Regions from separate parts of the Homo sapiens genome. Here regions 1, 2 and 3 are each linked to region 4. The links are chromatin contacts, found by Hi-C or POLR2A ChIA-PET in ENCODE. All regions are on one chromosome and are shown on one strand. Each heading gives the region's core, a stretch centred on a gene start or an enhancer-like site at or near the end of the contact. The rest is flanking DNA. Distances are from core to core; before and after follow the strand shown.

What was found. A loop is a pair of places that touch in the nucleus more often than their neighbours do. ChIA-PET counts read pairs that join two places held with the same protein, here RNA polymerase II (POLR2A). Pooled maps may share reads with other maps.
Region 1: a map of CD8-positive, alpha-beta T cell shows a loop between it and region 4 (31-fold over the local background). The contact joins the promoter of BTRC here to the promoter of NOLC1 in region 4. A Hi-C loop is called at or near these places in 2 of 168 maps with a recorded cell type or tissue (CD8-positive, alpha-beta T cell and naive thymus-derived CD4-positive, alpha-beta T cell) and 9 of 50 pooled maps.
Region 2: a loop to region 4 is called in a map of CD8-positive, alpha-beta T cell, with 18 times the contacts of the local background. The contact joins the promoter of WBP1L here to the promoter of NOLC1 in region 4. A Hi-C loop is called at or near these places in 3 of 168 maps with a recorded cell type or tissue (CD4-positive, alpha-beta T cell, CD8-positive, alpha-beta T cell and naive thymus-derived CD4-positive, alpha-beta T cell) and 11 of 50 pooled maps. POLR2A ChIA-PET finds 5 or more read pairs at or near these places in 1 of 52 experiments (activated T-cell).
Region 3: a map of CD4-positive, alpha-beta T cell shows a loop between it and region 4 (6-fold over the local background). The contact joins the promoter of CNNM2 here to the promoter of NOLC1 in region 4. A Hi-C loop is called at or near these places in 2 of 168 maps with a recorded cell type or tissue (CD4-positive, alpha-beta T cell and naive thymus-derived CD4-positive, alpha-beta T cell) and 8 of 50 pooled maps. POLR2A ChIA-PET finds 5 or more read pairs at or near these places in 1 of 52 experiments (HCT116).

What each region holds. Positions count from the first base shown.
Region 1 is chr10:101,352,836-101,355,779 of GRCh38, forward strand. BTRC (beta-transducin repeat containing E3 ubiquitin protein ligase) reads left to right here and starts at 1,330. Exons shown (of 15, transcript NM_033637.4): 1 at 1,330-1,393. The coding sequence starts at 1,346. RefSeq lists a silencer at 1,374-1,553.
Region 2 is chr10:102,742,645-102,745,457 of GRCh38, forward strand. It overlaps WBP1L (WW domain binding protein 1 like), which reads left to right and starts at 1,304. Exons shown (of 4, transcript NM_001083913.2): 1 at 1,304-1,499. The coding sequence starts at 1,410. SFXN2 (sideroflexin 2) reads left to right here. Exons shown (of 12, transcript NM_178858.6): 12 at 1-848. RefSeq lists enhancers at 951-1,000, 1,941-2,170 and a silencer at 1,281-1,440.
Region 3 is chr10:102,916,627-102,919,700 of GRCh38, forward strand. It overlaps CNNM2 (cyclin and CBS domain divalent metal cation transport mediator 2), which reads left to right and starts at 1,668. Exons shown (of 8, transcript NM_017649.5): 1 at 1,668-3,074. The coding sequence starts at 1,855. It overlaps LOC107984265 (a long non-coding RNA gene), which reads right to left and starts at 1,709. Exons shown (of 3, transcript NR_160733.1): 1 at 1,542-1,709. RefSeq lists enhancers at 621-1,307, 1,308-1,994 and silencers at 1,464-1,643, 2,254-2,343.
Region 4 is chr10:102,151,007-102,153,781 of GRCh38, forward strand. It overlaps NOLC1 (nucleolar and coiled-body phosphoprotein 1), which reads left to right and starts at 1,383. Exons shown (of 13, transcript NM_004741.5): 1 at 1,383-1,524. The coding sequence starts at 1,405. RefSeq lists enhancers at 869-2,068, 974-1,273, 1,444-1,493.

The DNA of each region.
Region 1 (2,944 bases), core at 80-2,579, 800 kb before region 4:
CCTGCCGAGTAGCTTGAATTACAGGCGCGTGCCACCAGGCCCGACTAATTTTTGTATTTTTAGTAGAGACGGGGGTTTCTCCATGTTGGCCAGGCTCGTCTCGAACTCCTGACCTCAGGTGATCCACCCGCCTTAGCCTCCCACAGTGCTGGGATTACAAGCGTCAGTCACCGCGCCTGGCCCTAAATCACTTTTGTTGTTGTTGTTGTTGTTATACTGTTCTTTTTCATTGCTAAGTAATATTCCACTGTGCTACATATGGAATATGCTACAATTTGTTCATACAACCACCTGCTGAGGGGCATTTGGGTGTGTGTCAGTTTTTTAGGCTGTATAACCAATTATCACAAACATAGCAGCTTAAAACAACCTAAATCACTTTTAACCAAACCCTAGAGTTTTCTCCTCCTAAGGTAGACCCAATTTCCAAAATAAACCCATATTGTACCTTTTCAGGCCAAAGAAAATATTTATATGCTTTATTTGCTGGAGGCCATTATATTCCACCGTTGAAGGACTTTTGTTAAGTACCTGTTTGACCCTTAGTGCAGGGCTTACATCCCACAGTTAGCAATAGCAAGTTATGTGCTTTTTGAGCTCTAAACACTGAGAATTTCTTGAACCGAGTTCTATTCGGCCCTGACTTGCTGTGGGGGAGAAAAGATTCCTCGGGAGAAGTGTGGGTGGCGATGGCTTAGGAGGACCTTGAAATTCCGCATTTGTCTGTGAGCTGCTGCCAGGTGCCCATTGGCCCAGCTACTCTGGGTCGCAAACCTGCAGATGCCAGATACATGAAATTTGGGGACGTTCAGCTTCCTAAAACCACAGTTAGGCAGGTCCTAGGACCCGTGATTCTTGCCACAGTTTTTCTTAGTATTTGGGCTACAAGTGAGGCATTGGCCGCCATCTTGATATCAAATGCCAGGCAAGCCGCTACTGGCGTCGCTCGGTAACCACGGAGACACCCGTGCCCCTCCCGTTTCTCATCCTTAGAGGCTGTAAACTACAATTCCCATCAGCCGATTTCCTCTGCGTAATGGCAACTTATCTAAATCTGGCTTGTGGGCAACCGCAACGCTGCCGCAGTGAACTGTGGGAGTTGCGGTTCACGGCGTAGCCTCAGTTTTTTTCCTGGGGGAAGTTCCAGAACTACAAATCCCGTGAGCCAGTGGGCTTTCGCCTGCGCACGGAGAAGCCGATTCTCCTTGGCCCCTCAGCCTGCGCCTGAGAGGTAAGAGAGGGCGGGGGGAAGGAAGAGGAGGCGGGATCCGGGCGCTGCGTTGGCTGCGGCCTGGCACCAAAGGGGCGGCCCCGGCGGAGAGCGGACCCAGTGGCCTCGGCGATTATGGACCCGGCCGAGGCGGTGCTGCAAGAGAAGGCACTCAAGTTTATGGTGAGGAGACGGTGGAGGCCGGGGAACGGTGGAGGCGCTGGCGTTGGCGGCGTCGCTGGCCTGGGCCGCCCGCCCACTGCGGGACCGGGCAGCGGGACCCTGGGCCGAGGCTGGCGGCGGAGCGGCTGGAGGGATGGGATGGGAGCTCCAGAAAGGAGGCTGGGGGTTGCGGAGCGGACCCAGGGGTGGGGGCAGCGGCTCCGCCATCTTGTGGATGAGAGGCCAAGTGACAGCGGGAGCTTAATCGAGGAGGGGGCTCCAGGCGGCGCGCGGGGCCCTGGAGGGAAAGGGGCGTGGGGACTGTTACTGAAAAGCGGAGGAAGCTCTCTGGAGAAACGCCGTGAGGCCGCTGGCGGGGCCTTCCTGGTGTCAGGGTTACCGGTAAGGCCCGGGAGAGGAGGTGCATTCACGACTGGGGAAGGGAGCGCGGGATAGAGTGAAGACAGATACGGTGGGTAGAGGGGAACGGGCAGGGCTGGATGCAGATGGATTTAAGGGTGGAGGAGGGAACGCTAGGGCTGGTGAGAGGCTTATAGTTTTGTAGAATGAGGAGGGAGGATAGCCTTTGCCTTGAGGGTGGAATCCCAGCTTGGCCAAACTACTGTTGACAAACTCTGGAAGGGAAGAGGCCTCACTAAAGAAGATAAGGACTGGGAATGAGGACCTAGGGCTATAATGACAGTCCCTGGGAGGGGAAAAGGGTGTTGACTGTAAGCTAGAATTACAAATGTCAGGGAGGGGTACATAACGCTACTTTGAAAGGAGAAGCTAAATACTGTAATAAGGACAAGGTGATGAAAAGTAAGAGCAGATTGTCAGGGAAACATGGGTACAGGAGATTGGGGCAAAATGAGTATCTAATAGGGTAAGCAAAACAAAATTTAAAGGTAAATTGTGGGACGGTAAAATGTGGAGGCCAGGTGCTTTGTATCATTTTCTGGGAAAGGAAAGGCCGTGGAGATGAGAGTTGCAAAGACCCATAAGAAGTGATGAGATCAGTTGAGAAATTTAGGAGATAAAAAGGGTGGAGGTTGGTAGAGGGAAGTAAGTCAGGGATAAGTCAGGATTTGTGGTTACCCGTCAGTTTTAGGTTGAAGCACAGTGTGAGCAAAGATTGGATTTTGTGGGTGTGCTTAAACCCCTTGGAACATATTTCTTTAACTTTGTATCACGCTTTTCTTTTTGCTGTGCTTATCTTTGGCAAACTCGTATAGTCTGATATTTGATGCTTTTAATCTGATGCTTTTTGTATTTCCTAGGTGTAAAACCAGACTTTGTGGTTACAACTAAAGAATGATGGAATGCATAGATTTTAAGCTTAACAGGTGGCCTTAGGGACATTGATATTATTTGCAGTCCAGTCTTGCTTTTTCAGAAGTTATTGTGACTTGTCACTCCAAATCTTACTCCTTTGCTTAAAAAAATAGCTATTTTGTATCTTTGCCTAAAATACCGTAACAAATCCAGATAAACATGGATACTAACAAAATTGAATTTTAGACTTTAAACTGCCCCATTTATAAGAATACTTTTTTGGAATCTAGTCAAATT
Region 2 (2,813 bases), core at 54-2,553, 590 kb after region 4:
TTTTTGTAGAGACAGGGTTCTCTCCATGTTGCCCAGGCTGGTTTCAAACTCCTGAGCTCAAGGGATCTACCTGCCTCAGCCTCCCAAAGGGCTAGGATTATAAGCATGAGCCACCACACCTGGCTATTTTACCAACATTGATCAAGCTCTGGTTGAGCCTTGTACAGGATATTATAGGCTTTAAAAGAAGAAGAAGAAAGACCTGGTATGCTGTACAAAAAACTGCAAACCAGGCACGCAGATATAAGTGTTACAAGAATCCAGAAGAAGCAGCAAGGAGATGGGGCTAGGAGTTTGTAAGCAGGGAACTGTATCTGTAATATGTAAATGAAGTTACTGGGCATCTCTTCAATGGTCAGTGTGAGTGGAATGTGTGGGAAAATGTAGTGGTGAGAGGTGAGATAAAGAGAAGTAGACAGGGACGAAGTCACAGAGAGGACCGTGTTGGGAAGTTTGGACTCTCTATTCTGTAGGTAGATGAAGTATTTAAAAGAAGAGGCCATGATATAGTAATATTTGGTTTAATGTGGTATGGTTGTAGTGTGTGGCGGAAATTTGAGAGGAAGAATTGTCAACTTGCAGGGCAGCAGGGAAGCCATTTGTATTTAGCTAGAAGAACATGGATTGAAGCAATGGATGATGGATTTCAGAGCAATTTGTGAAGTAGAACCAGAATTTTGTCCGTCGAACTTGGGGTGACGAAGCACTATGCCTCAGATAAAGGTACTATCTTCTAGGGAATTCAAACGGACCTAAGCTGCTATTTGGGCAGTTGAGACCAAGAGAGGCATCCTGGTAATAGTGCTGTGCTTCAAGACAAAAGACATTAAAATATTTTTACATTGCAATTGTTTTCCTCTTCAGGAGCGCCTGGTTACCTTTCAGGAATAATTTATTTTCCAACACCCTTGAGAAACATTAAACCTTTTTTCTTTTTTTGATGTGGAAAACTGGAAAACTAGTACTTCCGCCACACTCAAGATGGCTACATCAGAAATAGACTTTTCCATCCACCTGGGTGGCCCCGCCCCCTTATGAAGCTGCTTCCGCCACTCTCTGCGGGTTGGGACGAATTTTACACTTCTTCGCAGCATTCAAGATGGTCCGGCTTCCTCCTACTTTTTATTGGCTGCATCGCTTCGTCTTCAGGGGAAGGCGGGACTTATATTTGATCGACAGCTACATTGATCAATGGACAAAGGGCAAAGGCCAATGAAGCGCTGGAACTGGAGAGTCTCTCGCGTGTCTGGGAGGGTGTTTTGCGCGGGGCGGGGTGGAGCAGAGCCGGAAGCGGGAGGGGAGCGTCAAACAGGAAAAGAAGGGAAGAAGGAAGAAGAGGGTAGAGGAGGAGAGGGAGGAGGAGGAGGGAGGTGGCGGCGCCGTGGCGGAGGAGCAGGAGCAGGAGGGGGATGGAGAGGAGAAGGCTCCTGGGTGGCATGGCGCTCCTGCTCCTCCAGGCGCTGCCCAGCCCCTTGTCAGCCAGGGCTGAACCCCCGCAGGTAAGGGGGAGGGGGCGTCTGGGCCATGTTGGGTCCTGGGGGTCGTCGAGGCCTGGCTGGAGGGGTCTGAAGGAGTGTTGTTGCCAAGAGTTGAGGGGTCCCGAGAGGGGCGTCTATGCCTGGCGTGGACAGGATCTAAAGGGGCGTCGGTATTTAGCTGAGGGACACCTGTGACAGTTTTGGTGTCAAGGAGGTGGCAGAGGCATGATGCCAAGCGAGTGAGGGGCGTTTGAGACGGCAGGTTGGTTAGGTGGGCTGGGGTGACTGTGGCTGGATAGCGGTGCCAAGCTGAGGATGTGGGCCTTATTCGTGTCCCTCTGTGGAGCAGGTGTCCCAGGCAGTAATGCAGTATGTACGTCTGTGTGTGTAGGGGTACACAGGCTATTGAGTTGGCCTGTGAGGGAGGGGATCCTGAGGATATTTCTTTAAGGATGGACTGGGGAAAGTTCCGAGGGCATCTTAGTACGTTTAAAAAAAATTACTATGTTCCTGGGAGAGACTTGGCCCCATTTTAAAATCTGTAAGCCATGGCGCACTTGGTTGGAGGGAGGACTCTCAGAAGGCAGGTGGGATGAAACAGAGTGGAACCCCTCAGGAGGAGGAGCACACTTGAGCTGTAACAAGCTCTTGCTGTTAGGCTGGCTGGCCTGGGAGAGCAAGTCACGGATGCTGATCTGAGCCAGCTCAGGGCTTTTGACCAGAGGGTGGTTCTGATGCCAATATGGGCAGCAAATGGAGCACCCTAGCTTTTCTTGCTGGGTGGCTTGCTCTTTATCCAGGCAGAGAAGCTTGCTTGTGCTGATTCCAGCTCCAGCTGGCATTTCAAAACCCTAATGGGAGCGTTACTCCTGGTGCCAAGTTGGGTGGGGTGCAGTGGGGGCAATCACCCCTCCTTCCTTGCATGTGGCAAAGCTTTATGATTCTTTTTTCTTCACTTTCTGTTCTTTTCCCCGTTTTTTCAGAAAGGCATACACACATAGACGCATAGCGTAGTGGCAAAGTTTATACAACTTAGCGCTTGAACTTGTGTTGTGAACAAGAGCAGAAACTGAGTGCCAGCAAAAATACTTATCTTTTCCCTAGGAGTTTTAGGGCTGCCTTTTCACAAATACATCTTGTTTTGCCCATTATCCTCTATTTTAAAATACTGATTAAAAAATAAGTTGAAATTCACATGACAAAAACCATTTTAAAGTGAACAATTCAGTGGCATTTAGTACACTTACAATGTTGTGCAACTACCACCTCTATCTAGTTCCAAAACATTTTCATCACCCCAATAGAAAACCTCGTCCCTACTAAGCAGTTACTCTC
Region 3 (3,074 bases), core at 418-2,917, 770 kb after region 4:
TTCAGCCAAGGGAGCAACAGAATCTCATGGACAAGATCACTTGCTGCTGGGTTGAGAAGGGAAAGGAACAGGTATCGAAGAGGAAAGATCAGTTAGGAGGCCACTGCAATCATTCCAGAAATTACTCATACCAGAAATTAATCAGAGACGTTTGATGCATTTACAAAAGCGGTGGTAGGGGGGCGCGGGATGTGCTTGTAGAATACAAAAGAGGTAGAGAAACATTAAACATTTTGAATGTTTTAAGTTTCTTTTTTTTCTTTTTTTTTTTTTGATACGGAGTCTCCCTGTGTCACCCAGGCTGGAGTGCAGTGGCGCGATCTCGGCTCACTGCAAGCTCCGCCTCCCGGGTTCACGCCATTCTCCTGCCTCAGCCTCTCCGAGTAGCTGGGACTACAGGCGCCCGCCACCATGCCCGGTTAATTTTTTGTATTTTTAGTAGAGACGGGGTTTCACCGTGGTCTACGATCTCCTGACCTCATGCTCCGCCCGCCTCGGCCTCCCAAAGTACTGGGATTACAAGCGTGAGCCACCAACGCCCGGCCTGAATGTTTTAAGTTTCAAGGAAAAGACCAATTTGGCAGCTACTCTGCTACCTCGTCACCTCCAGGTGACGTTGGGAGTACTGGGGAGCTAGGTTTCCAGAACTTTTTGCTCTTGAGTGACCTAAGACCCTAGCAGAGTTTGGTCAGTGTGATTAAGAATGAGCCTCTGTGGGTCTGTTTAGGATGCTTGCCCCCTCCCATTTCCTTAACTTGCCTGAATTCCTGCTGGGAATACAGATTCGGGGCCCTTCCCACTCTGTAAATATGGGAAAAGGTCTAGGAAGTATATACTCCTAGCAATAATATGTAGGGGTTCTATGACTAGGAAATTTGGGGAACTGTCCCCCTGACCGCTCCATCCGTAACTTCTGCACACCTTTTGGGGTACGCCGCCGACCTGGAAAGCGTTGCAGGGCGCTCATGCTGCCCGCAGGTGGCGCCACGTGATCGCGAGCCGCAGAGAGCCCGTACCCTAGGAGTCTCGAGGCGCGAGGACTGCTGGTCCGCAGCTGTGCCGGGGCCACCGACGCCGCTTACCCCGGCGGAGCGCCGCGCAGGTGGAGTTGGGGACAGCGGCCGGTGCCCCGGCTTTTTAGGCTGTGTGCATCCCAAGCCGCCTCTAGTTGGCTTCTCGGGCTTCCGGGGCAGGAGGGCGCGCGGCTTTGTGCCTACGAATTGAGAACTGGAGAGCCAGTAACCGGTGCACCGGGAACCTGCCGCCTTGCGCCGCAGGGCTTTAGTCCAAACCTGGCCGGTCCAGGCTCCGGGATCTACTACAGGGGCCCCTGGGGAGCGCGGGCCCCAGGGACGGCTCCTTCCCATTGGCAGCAGGACGGATGCCACGCCCCTTTTTCTTCAGCTCTCATCTTTGACTGGCTCTCGAGTCCCAGATGGCCACGCCCCCTCCCCTCGCACATACACAAGAGTCACGCGCCTTTCAGTTGGAAACTTGGCGTGCAGACGGGGACGGTGGCTCTCGTCGCCCCACCCACTTACCTTGCCATTGGTCCGCGGAGCGGCACACGGTCACGCCCCCATTCCAGCCCCCTGGCTGGGAGGGCGGGCACCCGCTTGTGATTGGCTGGTCGGCCTGCCTCTCGCGGGAGCAGCCGGCGCTCCTCTCCCTCCCTCTTTCCCTCCCGCGAGCCTCGGGGTTCCTCAGCTGGCTGAGGTGGAGTCAGTGTCAGTCAGGGAGGCGAACTGCTGAGCACTGGCCGCGGACGCTCCGTTGCAGTCTCGCCCAGGGGCCGGTACCTGCGCTCGCGCCGCCGGGTTGAAAGGATGAAGCCGCAGCTGGAGCAGCCACCCTATGATTGGCTGTGGCGCTTGTGAACCCAAAGTAAAGATGGCGGGCGGGCAGGCAGCCGCCGCACTGCCCACTTGGAAGATGGCGGCGCGCCGCAGCCTCAGCGCTCGCGGCCGGGGGATCCTGCAGGCGGCTGCGGGGCGGCTGCTGCCGCTGCTCCTGCTGAGCTGCTGCTGCGGTGCGGGCGGCTGCGCAGCGGTGGGCGAGAATGAGGAGACGGTGATCATCGGGCTGCGACTGGAGGACACGAACGACGTGTCGTTCATGGAAGGGGGGGCGCTGCGGGTGAGCGAACGGACCCGGGTCAAGCTGCGGGTGTACGGGCAGAACATCAATAACGAGACGTGGTCCCGCATCGCCTTCACCGAGCACGAGCGGCGGCGCCACAGCCCGGGGGAGCGCGGGCTGGGGGGCCCCGCGCCGCCAGAGCCGGACAGCGGCCCCCAGCGATGCGGCATCCGCACCTCAGACATCATCATCTTGCCCCACATCATTCTCAACCGCCGCACCTCGGGCATCATCGAGATCGAGATCAAACCGCTACGCAAGATGGAGAAGAGCAAGTCCTATTACCTGTGCACGTCGCTCTCCACGCCCGCCCTGGGCGCCGGCGGCTCGGGGTCCACGGGTGGCGCCGTCGGGGGCAAGGGTGGCTCGGGGGTGGCCGGGCTCCCGCCGCCCCCGTGGGCCGAGACCACCTGGATTTACCACGACGGCGAGGACACCAAGATGATCGTAGGCGAAGAGAAGAAGTTCCTGCTGCCCTTCTGGCTGCAGGTGATCTTCATTTCGCTGCTGCTGTGCCTGTCGGGCATGTTCAGCGGCCTCAACCTGGGGCTCATGGCCCTGGACCCGATGGAGCTGCGCATCGTGCAGAACTGCGGCACGGAGAAGGAGAAGAATTACGCCAAGCGCATCGAGCCGGTGCGCAGGCAGGGCAACTACCTGCTGTGCTCACTGCTGCTGGGCAACGTGCTGGTCAACACCACGCTCACCATCCTGCTCGACGACATCGCCGGCTCGGGCCTCGTGGCCGTGGTAGTCTCCACCATCGGTATCGTCATCTTCGGAGAGATCGTGCCCCAGGCCATCTGCTCCCGGCATGGCCTGGCTGTGGGGGCCAACACCATCTTCCTCACCAAGTTTTTCATGATGATGACCTTCCCCGCTTCCTACCCGGTCAGCAAGCTGCTGGACTGCGTCCTGGGCCAGGAGATAGGCAC
Region 4 (2,775 bases), core at 133-2,632:
GAGACAGGGTTTCACCATGTTGGCCAGGGCTGTTCTTGAACTCCTGACCTCAGGTGATCCACCCACCTTAGCCTCCCAAAGTGCTGAGATTACAGGCATGAACCACCGTGCCCAGCTTTGTTTTTGATTTTTGAGATAGGATCTCACTCTGTGGCCCAGGCTGGATTGCAGTGGCAGGATCATAGCTCATTGCAGCTTTGACCTCCCTGGCTCAGTTGATCCTCCTGCCCCAGCCTCCCAAGTAGCTGGGACCACAGGTGCATGCCACTACACCTGGCTAATTTTAAAAATTTTTTGTAGAGATAGGGGGGTTTCACTGTGTTGTCCAGGCTGGCCTCTTAACTCCTGGGCTCAAGGGATCCTCCCACCTAGGCCTTCCAAAGTGTTGAGATAACAGTTGTGAGCCACTATGCCTGGCCAATTTTATATAGGAGAGGGGGGTGTGTTCCCATGAGGATCCTTATCTTTCCTGAGCGGCATTAGTGGGAGGTAGCCAAGGGGTAGTGGGTAGGATTGAAGGGATTGCTAACTGCTAATATCTGGAATGTGGCAGAACTTGGAATTAACTTGGTAGGTCTGAGCATTGATACTGGAGTTACTCATGACAAAGGCATTGATACTGGAGTTACTCATGACAAAGGCAGAGTGTGAACTCTGATCCCGGAGGAAGAAGGGTTATTTTCAACAATCTCTTCAGCTTGAATAGATTGTTGCTGTGTGTGATTCAGGTTTGGTGCATGACACCTTTCCTCTTCATGGAGCTGACCTAAGGCGGAATATAAGGGAGATGGGAGGGGCAGCTTGGGAAATCAACACCTCCCACCCTCACGACGGATAACCCGAAGGATCTTCTGCAGCAGAGGCAGGAGTCTGGAGGCTGGGATGGTATCAGAAAGGGCCTCCCTGGGTATTGGAGGCAGTGAAGATGAAGGGCGAGAATCCATTGGCCGTGCCAGTACGCCATGGGGGCGGTTGGGAGATCTTGTAGAACAACTGTTCGAGCCCGCTTGTCCACTCATTACTCTGGAATCCGAGTCCCAGCAGGGGCGCGGGAAACCGCTGCTCTGAGAAAAGGTACCTCCCCCAGAAAGACTGCGCGGGAAGTCCCGAGTTTTCCCGCCACGCCGAGGGCGTGATCCCTGACGTCAGAGCTCCGCCTCCACAAGCTGGCGGCCGGTGGGCTCCGCCCTTAACCAAGATGGCGATACGCGTGGGACCGGAAAGAGTTTATAGATTTCCCGTCTACCCTACCTCTGAGGTGAAGGTGGGACTGCCCTGTGGAGCCCACCCTTTCCGTTATGCGCCCGCGCGGCGCAATGACGTAACACAGGCCCGCCCACTGCCCCTGTTGGGTTCCTGAGTCGTGCTGCGTCGACAACGGTAGTGACGCGTATTGCCTGGAGGATGGCGGACGCCGGCATTCGCCGCGTGGTTCCCAGCGACCTGTATCCCCTCGTGCTCGGCTTCCTGCGCGATAACCAACTCTCAGAGGTGGCCAATAAGTTCGCCAAAGCGACAGGAGCTGTGAGTTCCGGGCTTGGGGCGGGGACCGGGCTGAGATGACCACAAGGCTTCAGGCCCTGACGTGCTTAGGTTTCCAGGTGGGGAAGTCTGGGGGTCCGCCAGTCCAGTGTCTGCAAGGCCTTTACGCCGACCCCTCGGCAGTGACCAGAGAAAGCCTGCGGCCTCGGTCGCTTACCTTCCTCCATGTCTGAGTAGATATCGCTGAGTCTTGTTGCTTTTTTCTTGTGACCTGTGCAGCGGCGGCAGCGTGGGAGCCTCGTGGCCCCAAGCCACATGGCTGGCAGAGTGCAGCGGGGAGGTAGAGTCTTGTTCCACTGAGGACGTTGGTTCTTCGGCATCTTCTGGGGGGCTTTTCGTTGGGTGAGGCAAACCGTGATTTGACCTTAGCCTCAGTCACATTTACTGGGATTCAAAAGCAAGTGAAATTTCTTTAGAATGAAGTCTGGGATTTTCGTTTGTAAAGAAGAAAATGAATGAAAGTAGAAGCAGAGTTTTGTTTTGAGTTACACTGAGAATTGAGAGTCATCAACAGCCCTACCAAGTAGGCATAGTAGTGGGCTTGGAGCTTTGGCTAATTGAATCAAACAAACCTAGGTTTGGGACCAGGCTCTGCCACTTTTTAGATACGTGACCCGGGCAGTTTATTTAACCTTTCTGAGTCTTTCTACAGGGATGTCATCATCCACTTTATAGGATTTTTGTGAGTTTCAGTAAGATGATGTGTAAGAGTAGCAATCTCAGTGCTGGTACAGAGGAATCTTGTAAAAGTGAAAGCTGTACCATAGTTATGGCAATTTAGGATGCTCCAAACACATGTAAGAGTAAGAGAACCAGGAATGTGAAAGGTTTGTAATCTACATCAACGGACATTCCTGCATGGGAAGACACTTTGAGAGAGGAGAGAGGGGGGGTCTTCAGCAGGGATGATAGCATGACTAGGAAGGATGGCTTGCACTTTTAGCAGAATCAGGCTGCGAAAGCAAAGAATCAGATCAGCCTCAAAACTTCCTTAAGCTGGGACAGGCTGCCATGTGATCTAACTGCTTTCTTAATGAAACTGTTTAGAGTTGACTGTTAAGGAGACTGCGGAGAGTGCTTTCACAGTGGACTGGATGGAATTGGACATTTCAGAATTAGGATTCTTTTTTTTTTTTTTTTTTTTTTGAGACGGAGTCTCTGTTGCCCAGGCTGGAGTGCAATGGTGCGATCTCGGCTCATTGTAACCTCCGCCTCCCAAGTTCAAGTGATTAT